2 separate regions of the Homo sapiens genome follow, and region 2 is linked to region 1. Evidence: chromatin contacts called from ENCODE Hi-C or POLR2A ChIA-PET data. All regions are on one chromosome and are shown on one strand. Each heading gives the region's core, a stretch centred on a gene start or an enhancer-like site at or near the end of the contact. The rest is flanking DNA. Distances are from core to core; before and after follow the strand shown. Region 1 overlaps DNAJB12 (DnaJ heat shock protein family (Hsp40) member B12). Region 2 holds the start of VCL (vinculin).

Evidence for each region. Hi-C counts contacts between places; a loop is a spot of excess contacts on that map. ChIA-PET counts read pairs that join two places held with the same protein, here RNA polymerase II (POLR2A). Pooled maps may share reads with other maps.
Region 2: a loop to region 1 is called in a map with no recorded cell type, with 6 times the contacts of the local background. The contact joins the promoter of VCL here to the enhancer-like site in region 1. A Hi-C loop is called at or near these places in 1 of 37 single-sample maps with no recorded cell type and 3 of 50 pooled maps. POLR2A ChIA-PET finds 5 or more read pairs at or near these places in 1 of 52 experiments (K562).

Annotation. Positions count from the first base shown.
Region 1 is chr10:72,334,314-72,341,261 of GRCh38, forward strand. It overlaps DNAJB12 (DnaJ heat shock protein family (Hsp40) member B12), which reads right to left. Exons shown (of 9, transcript NM_017626.7): 4 at 6,672-6,857; 5 at 6,476-6,555; 6 at 3,889-3,998; 7 at 2,211-2,383; 8 at 1,467-1,618; 9 at 1-304. The coding sequence ends at 1,497. Among named protein-coding and RNA genes, the nearest start is that of DNAJB12, 17 kb to the right of the region's middle. RefSeq lists enhancers at 504-913, 1,474-1,593. Within about 2 kb of position 1,283, at least 36 of the 41 ENCODE cell types and tissues checked have a DNase peak (open chromatin) inside an H3K27ac peak, as active enhancers do.
Region 2 is chr10:73,995,120-74,001,859 of GRCh38, forward strand. It overlaps VCL (vinculin), which reads left to right and starts at 2,997. Exons shown (of 22, transcript NM_014000.3): 1 at 2,997-3,256. The coding sequence starts at 3,089. RefSeq lists silencers at 2,606-2,965, 3,296-3,345 and enhancers at 3,026-3,225, 3,298-3,949.

The DNA of each region.
Region 1 (6,948 bases), core at 33-2,532:
CCCTTCCCACTGATATCTGCTGCGAGTTTTACATTCTACTTTCGTTGCCATGGTTTCTGTATCCTAGGAGAGAGGCGATGCGGAGCCTCCGCCAGCCCTGCGAGGGAGGGAAGCAGCCCCATGGCAGGTTTTCTGTCTGTCCTAAGAGCTTTCTGCATTTACTGGGTGAGAGAGAGGGCAGCTGTGCAGCGTTCGGCCTCCAATTCCATTTTAATTTTGTTTCTTTGTTTGTCTTTCCTCAAATATACAGTCCATCACCTTGGCTCAGTGCATGTCACCAAAAATTCTCCAGGGATTTCATAGTCTGGGGAGGAGAGTGGCAACAGTTAGCTCGGCATTCAGGCGGCACCGGCTCCTCTAGCTTATGCCACACAAGTAGCCCCCCTTGCCACTGCACCGCTGCACCGTGCTGCCCGCTCGACCCCCACCAACCCCACTTGCGGCCTGCCCTCCTGCGGCAGCACAGAGGCAGGCACAAATGGCCTCCAGGCAGAGTCAGCCATGGATCCAGGCCGGGAGGACACAGGCAAAGGAGGGGGTGGGCAGGGCACCCACACAGAGAAGAACCTTCACTGCTTCTGCCCACACTTCTCTGGGCTTGGCTGAAGTGGCCACCTCTGGCAAACGCTGGGAACAGAGCCCAGCGCCCCCATTCGCCGGGCTGCAGAAGGAGGGAGCCTGCTACCAGCAACTCTCATTTCCCCTCCACCCCTCCTGTGCTGAGCGGCTGCGTCTGACCCTGAACTCATGACCTTCTGTTCCCTTCCTCAGACCGCAGGCGAGATGCCTGGGCAAGGCCGGATGCCTGTGGCTTCCAGGCTGCCAGGTGTGACGGCATTCGAGAGAGTGCCTCAGATCCCACCAGAGGGGGGTGGTCAGGGCCCGCGGCCCCTGCCGCCACCAAGACTGCCAGCTCCCACCCACCTCGTGGCTGCCTGTTCATCTTGCTCCATTTCCTCCTAGCTGGAGGGATGGAGAAAGGGGAGGGCTCTTGGCCCACCTATTCCCACATGGTTCTTCCTGGTATCAGGCAGGCAGTGTGCATATGGGGCTCTCTTGGGCCCCACCATATGTGATGGCCTAAATACCAGGGCACGGACAATAGTCTGCTGTGCTGGAGAAAGGGCCGTGCTGACTGATGGCTGGAGTGGACCAAGAAGCCCCGGGTGGCCCTCAGCAACAGTTTCAAGTTCCCACTCTGCCTGGTTCTGGGGTCCCCCACACCCCTGGAGCCAGGGAGCAGAGCGGAGGAGTGGGGAGGACAGCATCGCTAGAGGGCGGAAACCGACCTTGGTTTCCCAGCAGGCCCCACAGCTGCTCGGTCTCTGGAGGCTGGAGGTCAGGCTGGGGACAGGAGTCTTTGCCACAATCACCAGGCTTCCTCCCTTTCTCCCCCTCCCTCCTCTGCTCATGACCAGGGCCAAAGCTGCCAGGAGTTGCAGGGTGGAGGCAGCCCTGGCTCATACTTGGACCTCGGTGGTGTGGCTGGCCCAGGACTATCCATGCAGGGAGGCCTGCACCTCTGACAGTCGGCTGCAGCTGGGGGTGCCCATCTTCTGTGCTCTGTGGTACATATCTGTGTCGCCAAAGTAGCGTGCCCGGTACAGCAAGCCTTCCTCTGCAAAGCAATGGGACAGGGTTAGTGCACACCCAGTACCTCCCGAAGCCTGCAAGGAAGCCTGCGAGGGCTGTGGAGGGCGGAGGAAAGCTGGTACATGCCCGGGGCTTGGGCAGGGCTGGCCTCCCATTAGGAAGACCATGGAGGAGCAGAGACTACAGTCCTTATGTGGGCGAGGGTGACAGAGGCGCCTTTCTCTAGAATGCAGTGAGGCCAGCCAAGGTGAGACCCTGTCATCCTGGTCAGGCCTCCCCAGGGTCCCACAGACAGATCCAGGAGCACAGTCAGGGGGTGGCCAGGGATCCATCCGCTCCAGTCCATCTCTACACACTCACCTCTGGCAGCCAACATGCTGGGCTGATGGCAGTGATTTACGGGAACCTGAGGAAACTACCAGGTGGCCCCTGGCTCCCAGCCCCGGAGAAACACAGGAGTGGAGACCAGCTCTTGTCTGGGAGGTGGCTGGTGCAGGGCAGTGCCAGGGGCTGGGCCCTCAGAGCACAGGGTGAGCAGGGCTCTCTCCTTCCCCTGCTTTCCAGCTTCATCCCAAGCCACCTCCCAAATACAGCCCCCGCCTTCCCCCCACACTCACTCTGCTGCTTCTCCTTCCAGCAGTTGTTCCGGAGGTTGGCGATATAATCATCTTCCACATTCCGCTCGACTGTTTTGAGGCTGGAGCCTGTGTACTCTTCGGAGAAAGTGTCTCCCACATAGTAGACGACACCCAGGTGGTCAGTGACTCGCCTGTGGATGTGGCCCACGGACCTGGCCAGAAATACCAGGTTCAAAGTGGGTGCGGGTCCCCATGCCCAGGGCACTCTAGGGGTATGGGCCCCAAGACAGGAGGTGCCGCACAGACCAGAGGAGTAGTTGGTTCCCTCTCAAACCAGAGCAGGGACCCGCACACTCCCTGAAAGGAGAGTCTGAGGAAAAGGCAGCGTCCTCCCACACACGTGGCCCAGACCGCAGGACGCCCTGCCTTTAGATCCCTGCTTACCACACTGCTGACCTGGGGCCTTTGGGGAGAGGCCTGGTCTAGGGAACTGGAGACCTGAGAGGGAATCTGGGCTCTGCCTCTGTGCCTCCATCTCCCCATTCATCCCCTAAGCCAATTGTTGCTGAGTGCTTGCCTGCCTATCTAGGAGTTCCCAGTGTAGGGTTAAGAGGCTTAGGAACAAAATGACAGGAAGGGCTCCAGGGAGCCTTATCCTCCCAGCTCCAATCACAGGCTCTGTCAGCTGTGGGAAGAGCCTTGACACCCAGACAGGACCAGTGCTCTGGGGACAACAGTCCCTGCCCTAGTCCTCTGCTCCTCACATCTCTCCAGTTGCAGGGAAAAGGGCTGGCATCTGGCCACAGGGAGCCTGAGCCGGCGGCCAGGGTCCAGTGGACCGACTCTGCCCCCTGCTGGCTGAGAAGGGTCCTGCCAGCTCCCAGCCAGAGGTGGCCACCTTTTGGGAGAGGGGGACCCACCCCACTGAAGATGTGCACCCACTGTGTAGCTGACCCTGGGCCAGGTGCTGGACATCAGTGAGGGGAGCTGACCCCCTAACGGCTCATGAAATGTCCTCAAGTTCACTCCTGGCAGTCGAGACTAAGCATTCATTAAACTAATATTGTTGAGCATTTCTAGTGGGCCAGACATTTTATATGCATTACTCATTAATTTCCACAGCAGGTGGATGTTATAATTCCCATTTTATAGATGAGGAAACCAAGGTTATATAACTTGTTTAGGGTCACACAGCTTCTTAGTGGAGAAGCTGGGATTCTAAGCCATGCTTGCTCTGTCTGACTCTAGTGCCCTGTTCTTTCCACAGCCTCAGGAAGCCCAACCAGAGCCGAGGAGCAGAGGTTCTTCGTCAGGGTTGGCAGGGGAGATGGGCAGGGAAGAGTCACAAAGCCGCCGAAATTATATGCAAAACTCTGTGTGTATATGTGTGCGTGTATGTGTGCATGTGTATTATGTGTGTGCATGTATTGTGTGTGTGTGTACATGTGTATCGTGTGTGTGTATGTGTGTGTGCACATGTGTGCATAGTTTTAGGGAAAAGTTCTGTAGCTCTCGCTGCAATTTCTTAGGGGACCATAATCCTAAAAAGCTTAAGAGTCCTAGTTGAATAGAGAAAGTATATTTTCTTGATTCGAAGCCAGGTTTCTGCATTATGATCGCACACTGGCTGGATCAGGATGGGAAAGAAGGCCCCTGATGGGGCTGAGAATTTAAAGCCCCTTGTCTGCCCATGGCCCGGCCTCACCCATGTACTCACGGTCTTGGACTCAGACTGTAGGGTGGACTGGAGACCATGAGCTGGCTGAGAGCTGACACGAGAATCAGGATGAGGATAGGCATCAGCTGCACAAACACCCCTAGCCCGCCCTGGAGGGAAGAGCCAATGTCACTCTGCTGGACCTGGGTGGGGTGTGGTGTCAGCCATAATCACCACTAGCTCCCCTAGAATAGTGGAGCCTGGGGAGACATGACACCACTCTGCCGTTCCCTCCACGAGGCTCCAAAACACAGACGCTCCTTCACCTGCCAGCTTTCCCAGATAAAAACAAAGCAGCAACTGGTGTGAAATACAGGAGGAAGTGAGGTGTCTGCATTTACTTTTGACAGAATGCCAAAAAAAAAAAAAAATCAGCAAAAGTTGCTTCCTCCAGGAGAATGGAAGGCAGGGCTGGAAGGAGACATGCAGTATATACAAGTTTTTGAGATGTGAACCACACAAATATATTACCAATTTAAACATTATGGCCAGTGTGGCGGCTCATGCCTGTAATCCCAACACTTTGGGAGACCAACATGAGAGGAACACGTGAGGCCAGGAGTTCAAGACCAGTCTGGCCAACATACACCCCCATCTCTACAAAAAATAATAATTAAAACAAAATAAAAATTAGAAATAGCACTGGTTCTAGGGTGCAGAAAAAGCAAACAAACAAAAAAAGAAGAATTAGAAATAAAAATTAACAAATATATTCACTGTGTGATAATCTGTGATGTTAAACTCTTCTGTTGTTAGATACAAAATAAAAAAATTTTGATCAGGGGCAATGGCTCATGCCTGTAATCCCAGCACTGTGGGAGGCTGAGGCAGGAGGACCACTTGAGCCCAAGAGTTTGAGACCAGCCTGTGCTCAAACAGCAAAGTAAGACCCTATCTCTACAAAAAATACAAAAAATTAGCTGGGTGTGGTGGTGTGGGCCTGTGGTCCCAGCTACTGGGGAGCCTGAGGTGGGAGCTTTGCCTGGGAGGGGAGGCTCCTGCACTCTAGCCAGGGTGACAGAACGAGACCCTGTCTCAAAAAAAAAAAAAAAAGGCCGGCATGGTGGCTCACGCCTGTAATCCCAGCACTTTGGGAGGAAGGGGCAGGCAGATCACGAGGTCAGGAGTTCGAGACCAGCCTGGCCAACATGGTGAAACCCCGTCTCTACTAAAAATACAAAAATTAGCTGGGTGTGGTGGCGGGCGCCTGTACTCCCAGCTACGTAGGAGCCTGAGACAGGAGAATCACTTGAACCTGGGAGGCAGAGGTTGCAGTGAGCCAAGATTGTGCCACTGCACTCCGGCATGGGCAACAGAGCGAGACTCCATCTCAAAAAATTAAAAAAAAAAAAAATTGAATAAATATTGTCAGAGCAAAAGGAAACCCCTTCCGCCTGGCCAGAATTTAAAATGTTTTGCAATTGTCCACAATATTTTAATTTTAGCCAGCTAGCTGTTCTTTGATCTGTGGCATACAAAATGTGTTTGAAGCACTGTCTAGTTATAATTTTTATACTTTTTTTTTTTTTTGAGACGGAGTCTTGCTCTGTTGCCTAGGATGGAGTGCAGTGGCACGATCTCGGCTCAACACAACCTCTGCCTCCTGGGTTCAAGTGATTCTCATGCCTCAGCTTCCCGAGTAGGGATTAAAGGCGCCTGCCACTACGCCCAGCTAATTTTTGTATGTTTAGTAGAGACGGGGTTTCACCATGTTGGCCAGACTGCTCTCAAACTCCTGACCTCAGGTGATCTACCCACCTTGGCCTCCCAAATTTTTGTAAATATCTTTTTAAAAGTATCTTTTGGCTTTTTAGCAAGAAGAGTCGGCACCTATGTTGTCATCCTTTAAAATTCTCTCAGTGGCAGAGCGCAGTGGCTCACGCCCATAATCCCAGCACTTTGGGAGGCTGAGGCGGGTGAATCACCAGAGGTCAGGAGTTCAAGGCCAGCCTGGCCAACATGGTGAAACCCCATCTCTACTAAAAATACAAAATTAGCCGGGGGTGGTGGCACGCACCCGTAATCCCAGTTACTCGGGAGGCTGAGGCAGGAGAATGGCTTGAACCCGGGAGGCGGAGGTTGCAGTGAGCCGAGATCGCGCCACTGCACTCAGCCTGGGCGAGAGAGCAAGACTCCATCTCAATTAAAAAAAAAGAAATTTCTCTCACAAAGTTGAGAGAAAATAGCTGAGACCCATGAAAAAAATGAAAAATAAAATAAAATTCTCTCACAAAGTGTAACTTTCCATTGCTTAGAGGATGTCACTTTGGCCTTACCAGCGAGCGGTCTGCATGGGAGCCTCACACTCAAACCTGGCTGTGGGTGGGGTTTCTGGTTCCACTCCCCAGCCAGGCCAGCAAAGCCGCGCTCCCGCCGGCAATGTGGAGCATGGCTCCCTCGTGTGGCGCCCTCTGGTGTCACTCAGCAGAATGGCAAGGGAGGCCCAGAGGGCTCCTTGGCTGAGAGTTATGGGGACTCTGCTGGTCCCAGAATGGACAGTGTGGGAGGGAACACCCTCCTCCAAGCCCCCTCCCTGGGGTGGATTTGGTGCCCTTCCCGCGCTGTCCCTGGCGCCCTCCTCACTCACATCACCCTGGTTGTCCCTGCGGTCCTGCCTTTGCTGGTAGGTATAGCGCATGCGGCCGTTGCTGTAGACGTGGACGTTACCTGGGGGTCAGAGGGGCTGAGTCAGGAGCCAGGTCTGTTGGGAAAGGGAGAGGCTGGCATGCCATTCCCACCATCACCCCAGGGATACCTGGCTGTGGGGAGGGTGGGGAACTTACTAGAAGGGAAGCCGCCGCCAAAGAACATGTTGAAGAGGTCTTCAGGGGAGATGTCGGCCTCAAAGCCACGGTGGAAATCCCCATGCCCATGGCCGTGCCGGGCCGCCTGGCTCTTGTCATCGCCGAACTGGTCATACTGCTTCCTCTTCTCCGGGTTGCTGAGTACCGCATATGCTGTGCCAATGGCTGGAGAGGAGGAGGAAAGGTCAGGCCTGAGGATCCTGGGGTGCGGGGGGAGGCTCCCATGGCAGCCGAGTGCTCACTTTTCTCAGGTACT
Region 2 (6,740 bases), core at 1,747-4,246, 1.7 Mb after region 1:
CTGATTATGAAAGTAAAATCCCTTATAGTCACAGCCTGGGGATTATGGAGAGTGTGTATATTCGGAGTGAGAAATCCCGGGGGACATCTTAGAATTCTGTCTACCACAATAGGTAAGAGTTAGACAAGCACTGATAGCTTTCTAGGTGGGAAAGAAATGTGGAGAAAAGCTCAAAAGTGAAACTCTACCAGGAATTTCTGGAGACTGTGAATATGTCAGTTTGTGACTGCTCTAATAATGATAATGGTTTCTTTTACTGAAGGTCTCCTAGGTGCTTTACAAATTCCCTTACATCAGCTCTGTGACGGTGCTATTATCCCACTTGCCGGAGTTATATCTCCATCAAGTTGTGAAGCTGGGGTTCTGGCTTGAGCTCTGGATGGCTCTGAATTTATGCTGTTTGCACTGTTTAACCTGCCTGTCTGTGGGTCTAAGGTGGGGAAGCTGAAGGCAGTAAGGTTGGTCTGGACCCAGATTGTGGAGGGCATTGGTGTTAACACATGCTAACAGGCACCAAGAAAGATTTTAGAGGGAGCCAGTGAATGTGGAAATCAGGGGGACGGAAATGGGTATGATTATGGATGTTGGGGAGCACATGGGCTGGATGTGCAATGTGATATTCTTTTTGGGAGGTTAATATGGCCAGTCAGGCATTAAAGATGATTACATGATCAAGCCTCTGAGTCTTCCTGCCAATCTGTAGGAAATATATAGTTCAGAAGAACAAGTTAAACTACACATAAATATACAATCAGCAAAGTGGGGACAGGGTGAGGATTTAACAAAATCATACACTTTTTGGGAGGCTATATATACTTTGGGAGGCCATTTATACTTTGGGAGGCCAAGGCAGGTGGATTTCTTGAGTCCAGGAGTTTGAGATCAGCCTGGACAACATGGCGAAACCTTGTCTCTATCAAAAATACAAAAATTAGCCGGGCGTGGTGGCATGCACCTGTGGTCCCAGCTACTTGGGATGCTGAGGTGGGAGAATCACCTGAGCCTGGGGAGGTCAAGGCTGCAGTGAGCCGAAATCACACCACTGCACTCCAGCCTGGACAATCGGAGTGAGACCCTATCTCAAAAAATAAAAACATAAATAAAAATAAATAAAATAAAATAATTTTTAAAATAAAAAAATCATATCGTTCCATCACTCAACTTTTTTTTTTTTGGACAGGGAGTCTCACTCTGTTGCTCAGGCTAGAGTGCAATGGCACGGTATCAGCTCACTGCAACCTCCACCTCCCAGGTTCAAGCAAGTCTCCTGTCTCAGCCTCCCGATTAGCTGGGATTACAGGCACCTGCCACCACACCTGGCTAATTTTTGTATTTTTAGTTGAGACGGGGTTTCACCAGGTTGGCCAGGCTGGTCTTGAACCCCTGACCTCAGGTGATCTGCCTGCCTCAGCCTCCCAAAATGCTGGGATTACAGGCGTGAGCCACCGTGCCTGGCCCCATCACCCAAATATTTATACTATTAACACAAAGTAATGGGCAGAGAAAACAGCTGTGGTGGTTGTGGTAGGACTAGACAAAAATTTTCATTTGATGTGAGAATCTTTTGCTTGGAGGCATTACTGAAAGTGTTTACCTCAGAATGGGAAAGCTTGGGCAAAAGCGAATTTGAAGTAAGTAAGACGTTTGGAAGATGTCTTTTTTTTTTTTTTTTTTTTTTTGAGACAGAGTCTTGCTCTGTCGCCCAGGATGGAGTGTAGTGGCGCGATCTCCGCTCACTGCAAGCTCCGCCTCCCGGGTTCACGCCATTGTCCTGCCTCAGCCTCATGAGTAACTGGGACTACAGGCGCCCGCCACCACGCCTGGCTATTTTTTTTGTATTTTTAGTAGATACGGGGTTTCACCGTGTTAGACAGGATGGCCTAGATCTCCTGACCTCGTGATCCGCCCGCCTCAGCCTCCCAAAGTGCTGGGATTACAGGCGTGAGCCATCGCGCCCGGCCTGGAAGATGTCTTATACAAAGCGTGAGGGAACTGGATAATTTGGTCTTACCTATCAAAATATAAAATGCATATACTTTTGCGTTTTTCTCTTTCCTGGTAGGCATTTGCGCTAGATAAATACACAGATGCACAGCACAGGGGTAAGTACAATTCATGCAGAATTGTTTTTTAATAGTGAAAACCAGGACCCAACCCAAGTCCATGAGTAGGAAATTGGTTCTGTAAATAGTTTTATTTCATGCAATGGAATATCATGCAGTCATTAAGAAGAATGAGGTAGACCTCTACCAGCAGTGAAAGATAAGGGCATTTTAATCAAGGGCAATCATACCTAGTTCCAGGAAAATGTTTATTAATCTCATTTAGTTAGAAAATATATATGTAGAAGTGAATCTATAGACAAGTCTAGAAGGCTACACACCCAGCTGTTAAACAGAATGTCTTTGAGGAGGGCAGGGGGCGGAGTCTGCGTTTACGTGAATGGGACGCTGCTGTTTCTCAGTGCACCTCTGCTGTTTGAATCTTTTACTAAAAACCTTCCCATGCATTGCTGGGAGGGAATGGAAGGAGTATTTTGAGGGTTTCGTGTGAAGGGAAAAGTTGAGGAGGGGACGTGGGAGACCCCTTGGTCTCATCAAACTCTAGCGCCGCTTGAGGTGAGGAGACCCCGCCCCGCTGAGGTGATTCTGCAGAGGGGCGGAGCCCCCCAGATCCGAGGCGGGAGGCGGCCCGGGGGCGGGACCAGCCGGCTCCAGCGGCCCGCTCCGCTCCCACCATGCCCTTATAAGGAGCGCCCGGCGTTAGGGCTCGGGAATCCGGTAGCAATCCCGGCGGCTCAGCCCCAATCCCAGGCCCCTCCCTTAGGAATGGGGGAGGGGCGGGGTTTGGCGGCGCGGTGGCTGGGGCGGAGCATCTCGAAAAGGGACCAGTAGGAGTGGCGGCCCAGGTCTGAGCTGCGCTGCCATTGGGCGCGGCGACGAGAGGGGGCGGGGAGCCCGTGAGGCTGGTTACGCCGAGGGAAGCCCCGACTCCGTAGTCGCTGCACAGTCTGTCTCTTCGCCGGTTCCCGGCCCCGTGGATCCTACTTCTCTGTCGCCCGCGGTTCGCCGCCCCGCTCGCCGCCGCGATGCCAGTGTTTCATACGCGCACGATCGAGAGCATCCTGGAGCCGGTGGCACAGCAGATCTCCCACCTGGTGATAATGCACGAGGAGGGCGAGGTGGACGGCAAAGCCATTCCTGACCTCACCGCGCCCGTGGCCGCCGTGCAGGCGGCCGTCAGCAACCTCGTCCGGGTGAGCGCGCAGGGCCTGGCGCGGGAGCGGGCGCGGGAGGTATCCCCGGGGCCCCGGCCCGCGTCGCGGCTGCCTGTGGCCGGCTCGCTGGCCGTGGCTTTCCGCGTGGGTTCCGGAGCCAGGCGCCGAGGGTTCGAATGGCCTCTTCTCCGCCCTGTGACCTTGAGCGAGTCCTGAGCCTCTCCGGGCCTCAGTGTCCTCATCTATAAAATGGGAGCAGTCATGAAAAAGGCTGCCTTGCGGGCTTGTCGTGAAGATATGGCGAGGTATTATTCGTGGAGTGCCTCGCGCGGCGTGTGGCCCACAGCAGACACCCAATAAATGAGAGTTGCTGGGATGTCCGAGGGTCCCTGCCCCGCGCAGGCTTCGCCCCCACGTTGACTTCCTCGCTCTCAGCGCCTTTTAGGCCTCCTCGATCTGGCTGTGCGGGGGAGGGAGAGCGGGCCTTCCCACGGATCCCTTGCCTTCTCTTCTAGGGATCCTTATTTGAGCCACGTTGTCCTCCTTTCTAATACTTCTGCCCCTCACCCTGAGACCCGCCTCGCCCACCCCCGCTCCCCAGAGCTCCCTGTATTCCGCCCTTTTATTCACTTGCCTCACTCTCTGTCGCCTCCTCCTCCCTCCTGGGCATTTTACTTATGCTCACTCCTCTGGCACTCTCACACCTTTATGCAGTCATTCGTGACCACAAGCCCGGTTTTTCCTTCCGCTCAGCCCTGCTGCCCTTCCTTTCATTCCCTCCTGTGGACATTTTCACCTGGCGTTACCTGCTGTCAAACGGCCTCCTCCCACTGGGGCCTTTCTAGACTCGGGGGCCCTCCTTGGCCCCTCCTCCTGGCAGGAAGCAAGATGGAGCTGTTGGGAGAGGCCTGTGGAATCTGGGATCTGCCGCCCCTGCCGGAGAGAAGGCTGGGGCATCCGCTCCCCATCCACAACTTTCCTGGTGGCTCTGCAGACCCCTGTAACCCACAGCTGTGACTCATAACCGAGGTGATTCCTGGAGGAGGTGGAGCCCACGTCTGAAATGGGAAAAAAGAGGTGCTGAGACCAGTCTCCCAAGACTCCCCTGGCTAATGTCACACTTTTCTTTCCCACCCTGGGTGGGTGACTCAGACTGGTCCTGCTTGTGAGGAACAATTTTGGAAAAAGTTCATACTGCTCCCCCACTGAGCTGTGTAAATAGTGTGTGTCAGGGCAGTTGGGCGGCAACTGTGGGTCTGTCTGGGTGGGGCTTGGGTTACTTTTCTGATTTGAGCACTTTAGTGCACTTAGAGGCTCTTTAGCAGCTGAAAGTCTTCCTCAGTCTTCAGGGGTCCCTGGACTGTCTCAAGCAATTTAGGAGACTGGTAGCTAGGAAGACAGGGTGACACCACCGACCAAATTCCTGATCTTTCTTCTCTATAGCTTTAGTAAGAATCTATTCATTCAGTAAGAATGCTGTATTCATTCACAATGTCTACTTGTACATTGTTCTTCTTTTTATAACTAATTTGAACAGAACACTCCAGAGTACATTCTTATGTAGTGTTGTCTAACATGGCTGCATTCCAGGCCTCCATTTTTCAACAAATAGGAAACAATGTAAAGAGACAAGGTAATAGTGTCTCTCCATGTAGTACTTCAGGAAATGAAATCTTAAAACCACATGTTGCACTTGGAACAGAGCTAGTGTAGTCTAGGGGTTGATATCTGGTTAGGCTATTTAGAGAAAAGTTATTTATGGGCTTCCATGCCATGAATTAATAAGCATTGAATGTCTGCTATATGGAAAACACTGCAATAAATCAGTGCTTCTCAGCTTAAGAGTGTTCATGAAAATCATCAGTGAGGCTTTTTAGAAATTAAGATGTCCAGCTCCCACGGGTCAAGGCCTTTGTATTTTGCTTTTTTTTTTTTTTTTTTTTGAGACAGGGTCTCGCTCTGTCACGCAGGCGCTGGAGTGCAATGGCGTGATCATAGCTCACTGCAGCCTCCATCTCCTGGACTGAGAAAAATCCTCCCACCTCAGCCTCCCAAGTAGCTGAAGGCCTTTGTTTGTTTGTTTGTTTGTTTGTTTTTGAGATGGAGTCTTCCTCTGTCACGAGGCTGGAGTGCAGTGACACGATCTGGGCCCACTGCAACGTCCTCCTCCCAGGTTCAAGTGATTCTCCTGCCTTAGCCTCCCGAGTAGCTGGGACTACAGGTTCGCACCACCGTGGCCAGCTAATTTTTGTATTTTTAGTAGAGGCGGGGTTTCACCATGTTGGCCAGGATGATCTCCATCTCTTGACCTTGTGATTTGCCCGCCTCGGCCTCCCAAAGTGCTGAGATTACAGGCATGTGCCACTGTGCCCGGCCAGGCCTTCGTATTTTTTAGGAAGCTCCATAGGTGATTGTGATATACGGCCTTAGTTAGGAAACACTGTAATACACACTGTGAGACAAATACAAAAGAAATAAGGTTATAAGATGAAAACAATGATATGTAGTTAAGTTATATACTTTCCAACACATACAAAAGAGGGGACTTGAGATTGGTGGTAGCTATGGGTTAGCAGAGACAAAGTAGGGAGGATTGTGCTGATAAATAGTTAATCATGAACAAAGGTACTTGTGAGTAAGTCACTTCCAGGTTACAGCAAGTAGATTATCTTGATTGCAGCTCAGGAGACAAGTTGGAGAGAAATTGGAGATGAAGTTAGTGCGTGACATATGGGCAGTGTAACATAGGCCTTATCCAAAAGGATGAACAAAGAGAGCAGGAGGGGAAGGAGGATGAGAATAGTGTGTGAGAAAGACTGCGTGAGAATGGCGTGTGAGAATAGTATAGTGTGTTTTGGGGAGGCCAGAGGACCTACCCATTGCTTCACATTCTTGGTGCCAACTGTGACCGTTAAATATGTGGATTCTGTACATGCTTCAAGATTGTTCCTGGAGGTCAAGCCTTGTCTGATATTCCTCTCTTTTTAAAAAATTTTATTTTGGTTTTAAATAGAGACAGGGTCTTGTTATGTTGCCCAGGCTGGTCTCGAATCCCTGGGCTCAAGCAATCCTCCCGCCTTGGCCTCTCAAAGTGCTGGATTACAGTTGTGAGCTACTGTGCCTGGTCTGATATTTCTTTATATGGTCCTCAGTTCCTGCCCTCAAAATTGGCACATAGGATCACTCAATAAATATTGTTGAAGGAACTATGGGAAGGGAGACAAATTGGGAAGCTTTTAAAATTGGTTGGTTATGAAGAAAATGAAGGCCTGGACTTGCGAGTGGCAGGGAAAATGGAGAAGGAATTAATCAGAAATATATTAGAAGAAGAAATAATAGAACTGGATAATTGAACTCTGAATTTGCTAGAAAAGAAACATAGTATTACGGTAAAATAATGAAACTGATTTTAGAACAAATCTTCTGGAATTTATGTAATCTGGGTGAGTATTTCTTGGGAGTTACTTTGGGAGGTTATATCCTTATTCTAGTGCTTTTCTTTGGGAATTTCTTTCAGATTATT